3 separate regions of the Homo sapiens genome follow, and all the other regions are linked to region 1. A link is a contact called in ENCODE Hi-C or POLR2A ChIA-PET data. All regions are on one chromosome and are shown on one strand. Each heading gives the region's core, a stretch centred on a gene start or an enhancer-like site at or near the end of the contact. The rest is flanking DNA. Distances are from core to core; before and after follow the strand shown.

Region 1 (3,733 bases), core at 44-2,543:
CTTCCTCATACAATGTCTGGAATTTTTATTTATTTAATTTATTGATTTATTTTTTATTTTTTTTGAGACGGAGTCTTGCTCTGTCGCCCAGGCTGGAGTGCGGTGGCGCCATCTCGCTCACTGCAAGGTCCGCCTCCTGGGTTTACACCGTTCTCCTGCCTCAGCCTCCTGAGTAGCTGGGACTACAGGCGCCCGCCACGACGCCCGGCTAATTTTTTTGTAGATCAGGTGTTCTCACTATGTTACCCAGGCTGCTTTCGATCTATAGCGATCCTGAGCTCAAGCGATCCTCCTGCCTCGGCCTCCCAAAGTGTTGGAGTTACGGGCGTGAGCCACCGCACCCGGCTAAAAACCTGTTTGTTTGTTTGTTTGTTTGTTTAGAGACGGAGTCTTGCCCTGTCACCCAGGCTGGAATGCAGTGGCGCCATCTCGCTGACTGCATCCTCCGCCTCCCGGTTGCAAGTGATTCTCTTGCCTCAGCCTCCCCAGTAGCTGGGATTACAGGCGTGCGCCACAACACTCAGCTAATTTTTGTATCTTTAGTAGAGACGGGTTTTCACCAAGTTGGCCAGGCTGGTCTCGAACTCCTGACCCCGTGATCCGCCTGCCTTGGCCTCCCAAAGTGCTGGGATTACAGGCGTGAGCCACCGCGCCCGGCAAACTTTTTGTTTAAATCGGAGATTTTATTCTTTCAGCTGTCAGTGGAAGGAGCAGTCACGTAGGGTTAAACAGATGGAAGCCATGACGTTAGGAGAGTGAGTGAGGTCCCAGCCCAGCCACTTGTCACTGTGTGACCTCGGCCTGGTCACTGGGCCCCCGAGCTTCGGTGCGGCAGGGAGGGTCCTGGTGATGGAACAGAAACAGGGTGCGGGGCAGGGGTAATGACTCACGCCTGTAGTCCCAGCACTTTGGGAGGTCGAGACGGGAGGCGGGGGGAGTTTGAGACCCACCTGGGCAACGTAGCGAGACCCCATCTCTACAAAAAATAAAAATTAGCCCAAGAGTTCAAGGCTGCAGTGAGCTATGATCGCGCACTGCACTCCAGCCTGGGCGACAGAGCAAGATCTTGTTTCTTTTTAAAAAGAAAGAAAATAAAGGACGGAAGGATCATGGTGTGGGGAGGACTTCAGCCCCGGGCGGTTGCCCGGCGCGCGGACTCTAGCGGACTAGGGCTCCCCAGCAGCCCGGCCCGCGAGCTGGCACCGCCCGGAATCCCGCTTACGTCCAGTCCGGGGCGGCGCCTGGAGGCGGAGCCGCCCGCTGGGCTAAATGGGGCAGAGGCCGGGAGGGGTGGGGGTTCCCCGCGCCGCAGCCATGGAGCAGCTTCGCGCCGCCGCCCGTCTGCAGATTGTTCTGGGCCACCTCGGCCGCCCCTCGGCCGGGGCTGTCGTATCCTTTGGGCTGCGCGGGGCTCGGGCTGGATCCGGCGCCGGCGCCGCCGCCTGAGTGGTGGCCCTGGTCCGGGTGGAGGCCTCGGGGTCGCACGCTTCGCAGCCCCAGCGCCTCCTCGCTCAGCGCCGCGTCCCCGCCTGGGTCGCGTCTCTTCCAGGAGCCGGGGAGCGGGGAAGAGGCTGCGTCCCCCGAGGACACGCGCGGCCGCCCTGGGGTCGGGGCAATTGCCGCGTTGCCCTGCCCTCCGGGATCCCTGGGGGCCTCTGCTCCTCTCTTTGTGGAGACGTCGTTTCACCGGCGGCGCGTGACCCCGGCAGCTGTCCAGAGACCCAGAGATGTCCAATCACAGGCGCACGGTGCACAGGCGCGCAGGGCTGCCTGGAACCGGCCCAGGCAGGCAGTGACCGGGACCTCTCCGGAGGGGAGAGGACGGTGCCCTCCCGGGCAGGAGCTGGCCAGGCAGGCGCTGCCCAGGGCGGCCTCCCTGCTGGACTACGGCATTGCCACTGAGTTATATAAAGACACTATTTGGGGAAGGACAGCGGGTGAGGACTGGCGCGGCGGCACACGCCTTGCCTGTTGTCTCGGCTCTTCTGGGGGCCAAGGCCAGGAGTCCAGGGTTACAGTGAGCCGTGATGGCCAGTGCGTTCCAAAAGAGAGAAACAGAGAGAAAGAAAGGATAACATGTTAATTGATGAGAGTGACATTCCGAAAGTAACCGATTAAGCTAAAGAAACAATGCAATTCTATGTCAACTCTCTGCAGTTACCGGATAGAAAGGAGATCTTTAAAAGGAATTTCTAGGGTTTTGCTTTTTTGGTTTTTTTTTTTTTTTGAAACAGGGCCTCACTCTGTCACCCAGGCTGGAGTGCAGTAGTGGTACGATCTCGGCTCACTCCTGGGCTCAAGAGATCCTTCCACCTCAGCCTCCTAAGTAGTTGGGACTACAGGGTTGCGCCACGATGCCAGGCGAATTTATGTTGTTGTTGTTATTGTTGTTATTATTATTATTATTATTATTATTATTATTATTATTATTATTTTTGAGACGGAGTCTTGCTCTGTGGTCAGGCTGGAGTGCAGTGCCGCACTCTGCAATGTCGGCCCACTGCAACCTCCGCCTCCCAGGTTCAAGCCATTCCCCTGCCTCAGCCTCCCAAGTGTAATTTGTATTATTATTATTAGTAGTAGTAGTAGTAGCAGTAGTAGTAGTAGTAGTAGTAGTAGTAGTAGTAGTAGTAGTAGTGGTGGTAGTTTTTTTTCTGAGATGGAGTCTCTCTCTGTTGCCCAGGCTGGAATGCAGTGGCCTGATCTCAGCTCACTGCAATCTCCACCTCCCAGGTTCAAGCAATTCTCCTGTCTTAGCCTCTCCAGTAGCTGGGATTACAAATGAACGCCACCACGCCTGGCTAATTTTTGTATTTTTAGTAGAGATGGGGTTTCACCATATTGGTCAGGCTGGTCTCGAAATCCCGACCTCAGGTGATCCATCCGCCTCGGCCTCCCAAAGTGCTAGGATTACAAACGTGAGCCACCGCCCCCGGCCTAATTTGTATTTTTAGTAGAGATGGGGTTTCACCATGTTGGCCAGGCTGGTCTCGAACTCCTGAGCTCAAGTAATCCTCCTGCCTCAGCCTCCCAAAGTGCTGGAATTACAGGCATGAGCCACCGTGCCTGGCCTTCTATATTTTACTTTATTTGCCTTAATTCACATCCTAGGTAGCTCATCCCACTTCAGGGACTATTTCCTCTGCCAGTTTCCATCCTCAACAATTCCAGTAAGTAGTTTGAGTTTTGATTTTGAAATATATTATGTATATAAAAGTTTCTTGAGTGGTAATGAAGATATACCACATAATATGTTACCTGATTAGAATTTTATTATACAAATCCTCTGTTTCCAGGACTTATTCTAATTAGTGCACTTGTGGAAAATTTTGGAGACCGACTAATTTTCTGTATGTATTTTAAGATTCAGAAAGAAGGAAAAATACCAGAAAATACATAATCCGACATTTATTTATTTATTTTTAATAGAGACGGGCCCTTCCTATGTTGCCCAGGCTGGTGTTGAACTCCTGGGCTAAAGCAATCCTCCTGCCTTGGCCTCCCAAAGTGCTGGGATTGCAGCCTGAGCCATCACACCAGCCTTATAATCTGACTTTTAAAAATTCAGTTAAACATCTCATTTAAATTAACTTGTGGCCGGGCACCGTGGCTCATGCCTGTAATCCCAGCACTTTGGGAGGCCAAGGCAGGTGGATCACTTGAGGTCAGGAGTTCGAGACCAGCCTGGCCAACATCTCTACAAACCCCACCTCTACAAAATGAAAAAATACAA
Region 2 (3,618 bases), core at 725-3,224, 3.9 Mb before region 1:
AACTGGCAACGCCAGGGCTAAAGCTGAGTTATCTGGTATCTTTCTACCATACACCTCTTCTTATCTGAAAGTGACTAACAAAAAGCAAAGCACGTGGCCAATGCACATGTACAATTTAAAAAGTTAATTTCATAGACCACATCAAAAGGAACCAGTGAATGTTATAATTTGGATGCAGTGGTTATACTTTTATTTGTTAACAGCATTACATTAGCAGGCATGCAACATTTCTAACAAATCAGTTATTGTTATTACAAGTGGTACCCCCAAGTTCCCCCTAACAAAAACCTGTGGCAGTGTTGGGAACAAAGAGAAAAACACTTCACAACGGGAACATTTTCTATCCTCCATATGGGTACATTATTTTTATTTATAATTGACTGTAAACACCGCTCCCCCCACAAAATTTCTAAGCTCCCCCCAACTGACTGATTGAACACCTCCACCAAGCGGATTCCAAAGAAACTTGAAAAACTAGTTCAGGCCATGCTGGGAAAGGGAAGTCAGACATGCCTCATTATACTTTCCTCTCTTTGGAGTTCAGGCACAACTGACCAGTATTATTATTAAAACAAGAGATCTTCATACCGACATAACAGACTCTTCTTAGCAATAAGATACCAAAATTCCAACATGACTCTAGTATAGCATCACATGAAAGATAGCAGGCCCTAAATCAAAGCATTTTACCCTAAAATAAATTTCTTTGACACTTTTTGAAATGGCCCTACACAGCCATCTCTTGTGGGGAAAATCTACATTCTATAGAGACTCCCTTTCCCTTTCCAGGTCTTTTCCTGATCCAAGAGATATTTAACTAAGAGTCTGGCATCTTTTTACACATGATAAGAGACATTTGCCAATTATTCTCTCTGAAGCCTGTTACGTATGAGACTTCGTCTACATAATAAGAACCTTGGTCTCCACCTTATCTTAACCCAGACACATTCCTTTCTATTGATTCCAGGTCTTTAGGTCACAACTTAACTCTTTCAACCAACTGCCAATCAGAAAATCTTTGAATCCACCTGTAACCTGGAATCCTTCCCCTTTTTGAGTTGTCCCATCTTTATGGACCAAACTAAGTACACCTTCCATATACCAGTTAATGTCCTTATGTCTCCCTAAAACCATATAATCCCAAGCTGTAGCCCAACCACCTTGGGTACATGTTGTCAGGACCCTGTGGGGTTGTGTCATGGGTCACGGTCCTCACCTTGTGCTCAGAATAAACCTCTTCAAACATTTTACGGAGTTTGGCTTTTTTCGTCAACATGAGCCTCTAACAGTTGGTTACTGGATCATCCTGAGGAATCAAGGCCATAGCACTTAAAGACCCATAAATAATCCTACATGATATTCACTGTGTATTCTATGTAGGTGTAATTTCCAAGCTAAAACATAATTAACCCCACTAATAGACACAACAAACATCCTCTGTATTATCAGCACGCACACAGGGCTTTCTCTGCTGCGAGTGGACTTGTGTCCTTACTTATAATTCTGGAATCTTCTCTAGGGGAGAGGCTGGTCTAATTTCTCTCTATTGACCCAGGGCAGGCAGGAAACAAGGCACACTGTGGAAAGAATGTTTGAATGTTCAGGCTTCTAAGTGACAGAAAAGCAGCTTGTCTGAAAAATGATTTTTTTCTGGCTTCTAACCAGTGTTAATTCACTTGGAAACCAAGGCAGTTTTCTCCCCTTTACTGAACTCTGGATTTCTTTTCCAATCAAGGCCCCTGACACCAAAGAAGGAAATGGAGCGTAAATCAGGCTACAGAGTGGCTGCCATTCATTCGGGAAGCCTTATTGTTTTCCGTCCTTTGTTCCCCTCTAGACCCTTGCCAATCCCCAGGCCGCGAGGCCCTCTGAAGCCCTGAGCCTGGAGCGGTAGGAGACGGGGGAACTGAAACGCCGCGGAACCAGAGGCTGAGGGAGCGGCGCGATGGAGGGAGGAGGAGCGACGGACCGGCAGGCCTAGCTCCGGGGCTGCGGCGGCTGAGGCGCGGGGATGGAGCCCCTGCGGGTGCTGGAGCTATACAGCGGCGTGGGCGGCATGCACCACGCGCTGAGAGGTGAGAGTCCATCTAGCACCCCTCTCTCTATTCGCTCACGGGGGCTGGTTGGAGCACCCGCGCCGGGAAGGGGCGGAGCGGCGAGACGCAAGGGGCGGACACTGTGGGGCGGACACTGTGGGGCGGCCCTCGGTTGTCCTGGAAACAGCTCCTGCGCGCCGCCGTGTCCACCCCTCCAGACGCTGACTCCCTTCTCCTGGCGCCGAGTCTGGCTCGAGGGGCCGCACATGGCGCCTCAAAGGGCCCAGTTGGGAGTCGGGATTCGCAAGGCAGTAAATCAACCTCAAAGGGTATCAAAGGGGCGAGACCCTCGCCTGGTGCCAAGCCCCCATTCTAAGTGTGCAGCCACCGAGAAGCATGGAGACTCGGTCCTTCATCCTGGGGGGCTTCCCAGCTGGGGAGGGAGGGAGTGTCAGGGGCTCCCCTGGTGAGAGATGGATCTTGGAAGGGATAATAGCTACAATTCAAGGTAGAAGTTTGCGAATGCTAAATAGGATGGTAGAGGAAGCTTGAAGAACTTGGACGTCTGATCGTTGGAAAGAAACGTGTCTTCTGTAGTTCTGCGTTTAGATGCCAGAGAACTGAGTTCCAGCTTGGTGGCAGTGTGACGTTGGGCTACTTCGTGAACAGTGATGAACCTGTTTCCTGGTTTTAAAAGAGAATGATTATTATAAGGATTAAAGTCTGTCAAGTGCTTGTTAGTGCCTGATACATTGTAACCACTCCAAATATTATACATTATTATCACTATTACTTTAAAACGACATCACGAGATATTATCAAGCAAACTATTACTTTTATGCACGTCTTTGATTTTGAGGTTTTTGATTTCTTTCATGCTGAGTTGGAACTGAAAGTTTTACTTTTGGTGATATTCACTCAAAATTATTTATTGAGCTCCTATTCTGTGCCAGATTTTGTGCTAGGAGCTGGGGATACAGAATGACAAACAGGCTTTGAAGGTGCATGTTTATTCTTAAATTACTAAGACAACCACCGAACTGAAACTTCCCTGCTTCCTTATTTAGGACCAAGAGTAACAAGAGTAACTGTAAGATACAGACAATATTTAATGGGTTTAGCGTATAAGTTTTTTGAGCAGATTTATTGAGTTTCAATTCTAGACTAGGTTAATGATCATTAAGTTTTTAGTACTTGTTTGCCGGCTATCTTTATTTCTCATTTTAAAACTTAGCAGCATCAAAGCAAAACTCTAGTACTATTTACTCTTTGTTAATTCTCTAAAGTGATATAATGTCCGCGTTTTCCCATATCTTGAAACTCCTTAATGAATTGCTTAGTACTTTATCATAAGCTGTAATTCAGCCATTCCTTAAGTGTCGAATATTTAGATCATTCTTCAGTTTTTTTGCAAGTACAGTGTGCTACAGTTACATTCTTGAGCATAATGCCGATTTTCTCTTTAAGCATGTTTACTAACTGTTGGAATTAATTCAACAGTAAGACTTAACTGTGTGCTAGTTACTAAGTGAAAAACAGAATTTTTAAGGCTTTTGAGAGAGAGGATAGCAAATTGCTTTTC
Region 3 (4,087 bases), core at 1,588-4,087, 3.9 Mb before region 1:
GTACATGGAGAACAGAAACTTGTGCTTCAAGAGTTTTAGCTTTTCTTCTCCACTCAAATCTTTTGAAACTTATCCTTAGGCTCCAAAGCAAATATGTAGTCATCTGGCATCCATTGTACAAGGCTAGATTTATATTCAATAACCCAATTCAGGATATGCATGCCAAAGATTCAGTTCAGGAAAAAATGGAAAAGAAATGTAACTCTGAACTGTATTTGCTTGGCTTTCTCTGGTGGATTTTTCTTCTAAAACTCCTTTGACTCATCCTGTAAAGGCATGTCTTTTTCACTTGCCACTGTATCAGTTCAGTTAGCCTGTTTCAGAATGACTGGTCAAGCTTGCAAAGAATGAAACTACATAAAGGATTTTTGCTGATTCAGCCGTCCTTCTATATTTCCATTTAAAAAGCTCAGCATTCCAAATCAGAATATGTAATCTTGCAACTAAGATTTTATTTCCTCTCAAAAGGATGCGTGAGGATTGCTTATCTTGTCAGCAATTATATTTGGAGTTCATAGCCTTACGGTCTTAAACTGTTGAGACTTTTCTATCACCTTAGTGGAAAAATGAATGAAGAGTGGGTGACAAAAAGATCAGACTTGATGAAAACATTGATTTTTACTTGTTAAGCCCTGAAAAATACATAAAAGATATTTTACTAACCTCCAAAGAAAGATCAATGTGGTATTCTATCACATTGAAGAGAATGAGGAATTTTGCTTAATCTCGAAACAGAGGATCTTTTGTATTGATGTTGTTTTATGTTAACTCACTACACTGCAGAAAACATGACAGGTATGATAATCAAAAATGCTCAAGGACTAAAATGAACCACACACATTGCTGTGGTTAAATTAATTTGGTAAATGTATTTCAGTTTCAAAATGTTATACTACACTATTCATCTGAGAGTGCTTTGCAGTTAATCCCAGTAAATATTCCAGGGAATACAACTATAAACTATAATGGGGATCTTCTGGCTTTTGGATTCCAATTTTAAGTTAAAAATTCTGTAAGTCCATCTAATTTTGGTGAAAAAAAAAAAAAACACGCACAAAAACCCTTTAGTTAAAATTCAGTTTTTCAGCCTTGGGTTTATTACTGTTATTATTTTTTATGGCAAGAGTGCTAAAGAACACAAGAACCCAATCAAGAAAGGACTTTTAAAATGTGAGGTATGCTTGTAGCTTTAAAAACTTTTTACATTACCTACTTCTCAAGTCTGGGCCAGATATTAGATAACGGATGTTAGCAAATACTTGTGTCCAATTAGAACCGTGCTTACATCATTACATATTCAGTAAGAATGTAGCCTGTTGCAAAGCTTCCCTGGGAATACAAAGACTCCTATTATTTCTGTCCAGAGCCACCACATTTGCCAGAATGTCTGTATCTACATTCCATAGTGAAGCCCATAGAAACCATTAATACCCCTTAGCCAAGGGGACAGATGGCTCCTTTTCACCCTTATTAGATCACAAAATAGTTGTGCATAGTGATACTTCCATCGAACTTTAATGACACAATAGAATTTGCAAAGAAGAAAAGAAACTTGCTGGCTCCATTCCAGTTGGAAACTAAGTTTTCTTATCTTCCAACACGTTTTCCATTTTAAACTGCAGGGCATAATTGCGCTTTTTGTGGCCTTGTAAAAATTAAGCAACTTGACTTTGGCAAACCACAATCTAAAATTGTAACCGTTCGAAACCAGAAGGTCAATGTGTTGCAAAACTGTGCAACATTTGGGAAACAAAGTAAAAAGTTAAAAGATTTTTCTTTATGTCCCAAGGAACTGCTTAGAAATCATTCAAGGATCGCTTGAACCCGGGAGGCGGAGGATGCAGTGAGCCAAGATCTCGCCACTGCACTCCAGCCTGGGCGACAGAGTAAGACTCCGTCTCAAAAAAAAAAAAAAAATCGCTCAAGGGGTTTTATTAATATTTTTCTAATCATGAGAAGCTCCAACCTGTGGTCTTCCCGCCACTAGAGGGCTTTACGCGCAGCCCTGAAGTTTTGCACTTTTTAGACGTGAGTTAAGCAACTTTTAGAATTGCTCGTGGGTTGTGTTGGGTGGGGTCAGGCGGCTGCGAGTGGGAAGAGAGTCTACAAACCTGTCTGAAAGATTGCAGGGTGTTTTCGGCTTCCTCTCTCTGAAGCATCTCCTCCTGCAATCTGAAACAGTTGCGCATTAACCAAAGGGGAACGAGGAAACCGCCAGGGGCGGGGCGGCCACACCCAAACACCACGTATTCGCTCTGCGCCTCCAGAGCAGCTGCGCCACCTCCGCGCAACTAGCGCCTGCAGCTTTCAGACCTGCTGCCCTCGGCAGGTTTCAGCGGGACTTCGGGCACCGCGCAGAGGGGCAATCACGGTGGCCGCACAGACCTACAGGACAGCCCCGCCATCCCCGCCCCCGAGGGACCATCCCTTTGTCTCGCTCCCTCCACCGCCTTCCCCTCCTTCCTTCTCCCGCCCGGTGATTGGCAGCCTGCCAGAAGGGGCAGGAAACTTTCTGAAAGTTTGGAGGACTGGCTCTCATTGTGCCCAAGGGCCTTCAACTGCACACAAAGTGGTAGTTTTAAGAAATCTGTAACTTGAAACGGAGCGTCCTTGGGCAATGTGTGGGGACAGAGGAGGAAATGCGAACTGCAAGGTCTGGGTTCTGGGCGGGGCTGCGCCACCACAGCCACAGCCCCGCTCTCCGCTGTCTCCCTGGCAGGCCTCCCCCCGGCCACATCCCCAAGGGCGTGGCAGCTCTCGCGGGGGCCGGGGGGGCGTTCCCCTCTCCCTCCAGCCCCCTCCCGAGGCCCAGCTACTTGCATGGGCGCAGCCTTACTTCTCCCGGAGGCGCATGATGTCCTCGGCCAGGTTGTCGCGCTCCACCTCGACGCGGGCTTTGTCGTTGGTTAGCTGGTCCACCTGCCGGCGCAGCTCCCGCATCTCCTCCTCGTAGAGGTCCCCCAGGCGCGACTTGCCTTGGCCCTTGAGCTGCTCGAGCTCGGCCAGCAGGATCTTATTCTGCTGCTCCAGGAAGCGCACCTTGTCGATGTAGTTGGCGAAGCGGTCATTCAGCTCCTGCAGCTCCACCTTCTCGTTGGTGCGGGTGTTCTTGAACTCGGTGTTGATGGCGTCGGCCAGCGAGAAGTCCACCGAGTCCTGCAGGAGCCGCACCCCGGGCACGCTGCTCCGCAGGCGCACGGCAGAGGAGCGCGTGGCATACACGCCGCCCGGGGACGAGGCGTAGAGGCTGCGGCTGGTGCTGGGGCGCAGCGCGCTGCCCAGGCTGTAGGTGCGGGTGGACGTAGTCACGTAGCTCCGGCTGGAGCTCGGCCGGCTCGCGGTGCCCGGGCCGCCGAACATCCTGCGGTAGGAGGACGAGGACACGGACCTGGTGGACATGGCTGCGGAGGGTGGCGATGGCCTGGGCGGCGGCGGTGGCGCGGACTGGCTCCCGGAGAAGAGGCGAACGAGGGCGCGGTGGGTGTGGGTGGTGGGAGCGCGGCTGCGTCTCTGGCGCGGGGACCTCGGAGCGAGAGTGGCAGAGGACTGGACCCCGCCGAGGGCGCTGTTTTTATAACCCCGTTAGGAAAGAGGGTCCCCTCCCACTGCCATCCCAGCCGCGGAGCGCGCCAGCCAATAGGGACCTAGCGAGAAGCGGGGAGGGTGGGCGGGTGGGGTGGGGGCGCCCTCGAGCCTTCCTGCTCCGGGGCCTGGGACTGGGCATGGTCCCGTTACTTCAGCGCTGGGCTGGGACTTTTGGGGGCTTTCCGGATGATAGTCTGAGCTGGGCTCACCCTGGGGTGCTGAAAAAGGCGGGGTCGCGCGGTGAGGGGGGGGTCCGCCTGGGACTGAACCAGAGGGGTCCGGTGGCACCACGCCAAAGGGGCGTGGGAGGAGGTGCGCGGCGGTCTCGGGGCTGCGGTCAGGCGGGGAGACCCGCGGGCAAAGGAGCGGGAAGAGGAAAGAGTAAGGAATCCCTCAGATCTGAAGTCGCGGAGAAAGAAACAAAGAGCGCCTGAGATTGGAACGCGGGGTGGGGGCGCGCACAGCGCAGGAACGCAGGGCTCAGGCCTCGCCGCAGCCTCGC

Evidence for each region. A loop is a pair of places that touch in the nucleus more often than their neighbours do. ChIA-PET counts read pairs that join two places held with the same protein, here RNA polymerase II (POLR2A). Pooled maps may share reads with other maps.
Region 2: a loop to region 1 is called in a map of B cell, with 13 times the contacts of the local background. The contact joins the promoter of TRDMT1 here to the promoter of PHYH in region 1. A Hi-C loop is called at or near these places in 1 of 168 maps with a recorded cell type or tissue (B cell). POLR2A ChIA-PET finds 5 or more read pairs at or near these places in 1 of 52 experiments (CD8-positive, alpha-beta memory T cell).
Region 3: a loop to region 1 is called in a map of CD8-positive, alpha-beta T cell, with 31 times the contacts of the local background. The contact joins the promoter of VIM-AS1 here to the promoter of PHYH in region 1. A Hi-C loop is called at or near these places in 2 of 168 maps with a recorded cell type or tissue (CD8-positive, alpha-beta T cell and naive thymus-derived CD4-positive, alpha-beta T cell) and 7 of 50 pooled maps.

What each region holds. Positions count from the first base shown.
Region 1 is chr10:13,297,624-13,301,356 of GRCh38, reverse strand. It overlaps PHYH (phytanoyl-CoA 2-hydroxylase), which reads left to right and starts at 1,293. Exons shown (of 9, transcript NM_006214.4): 1 at 1,293-1,389; 2 at 3,112-3,170. The coding sequence starts at 1,315. LOC124902377 (a long non-coding RNA gene) reads right to left here and starts at 1,168. Exons shown (of 2, transcript XR_007062056.1): 1 at 951-1,168. RefSeq lists enhancers at 967-1,106, 1,683-2,303 and a silencer at 1,287-1,706.
Region 2 is chr10:17,200,028-17,203,645 of GRCh38, reverse strand. TRDMT1 (tRNA aspartic acid methyltransferase 1) reads left to right here and starts at 1,974. Exons shown (of 11, transcript NM_004412.7): 1 at 1,974-2,075. The coding sequence starts at 2,012. RefSeq lists a silencer at 2,277-2,336.
Region 3 is chr10:17,228,735-17,232,821 of GRCh38, reverse strand. It overlaps VIM-AS1 (VIM antisense RNA 1), which reads left to right and starts at 2,837. Exons shown (of 3, transcript NR_108061.1): 1 at 2,837-3,477. VIM (vimentin) reads right to left here. Exons shown (of 10, transcript NM_003380.5): 2 at 2,837-3,546; 3 at 2,112-2,172. The coding sequence starts at 3,399. RefSeq lists a silencer at 2,673-2,852 and an enhancer at 3,163-3,252.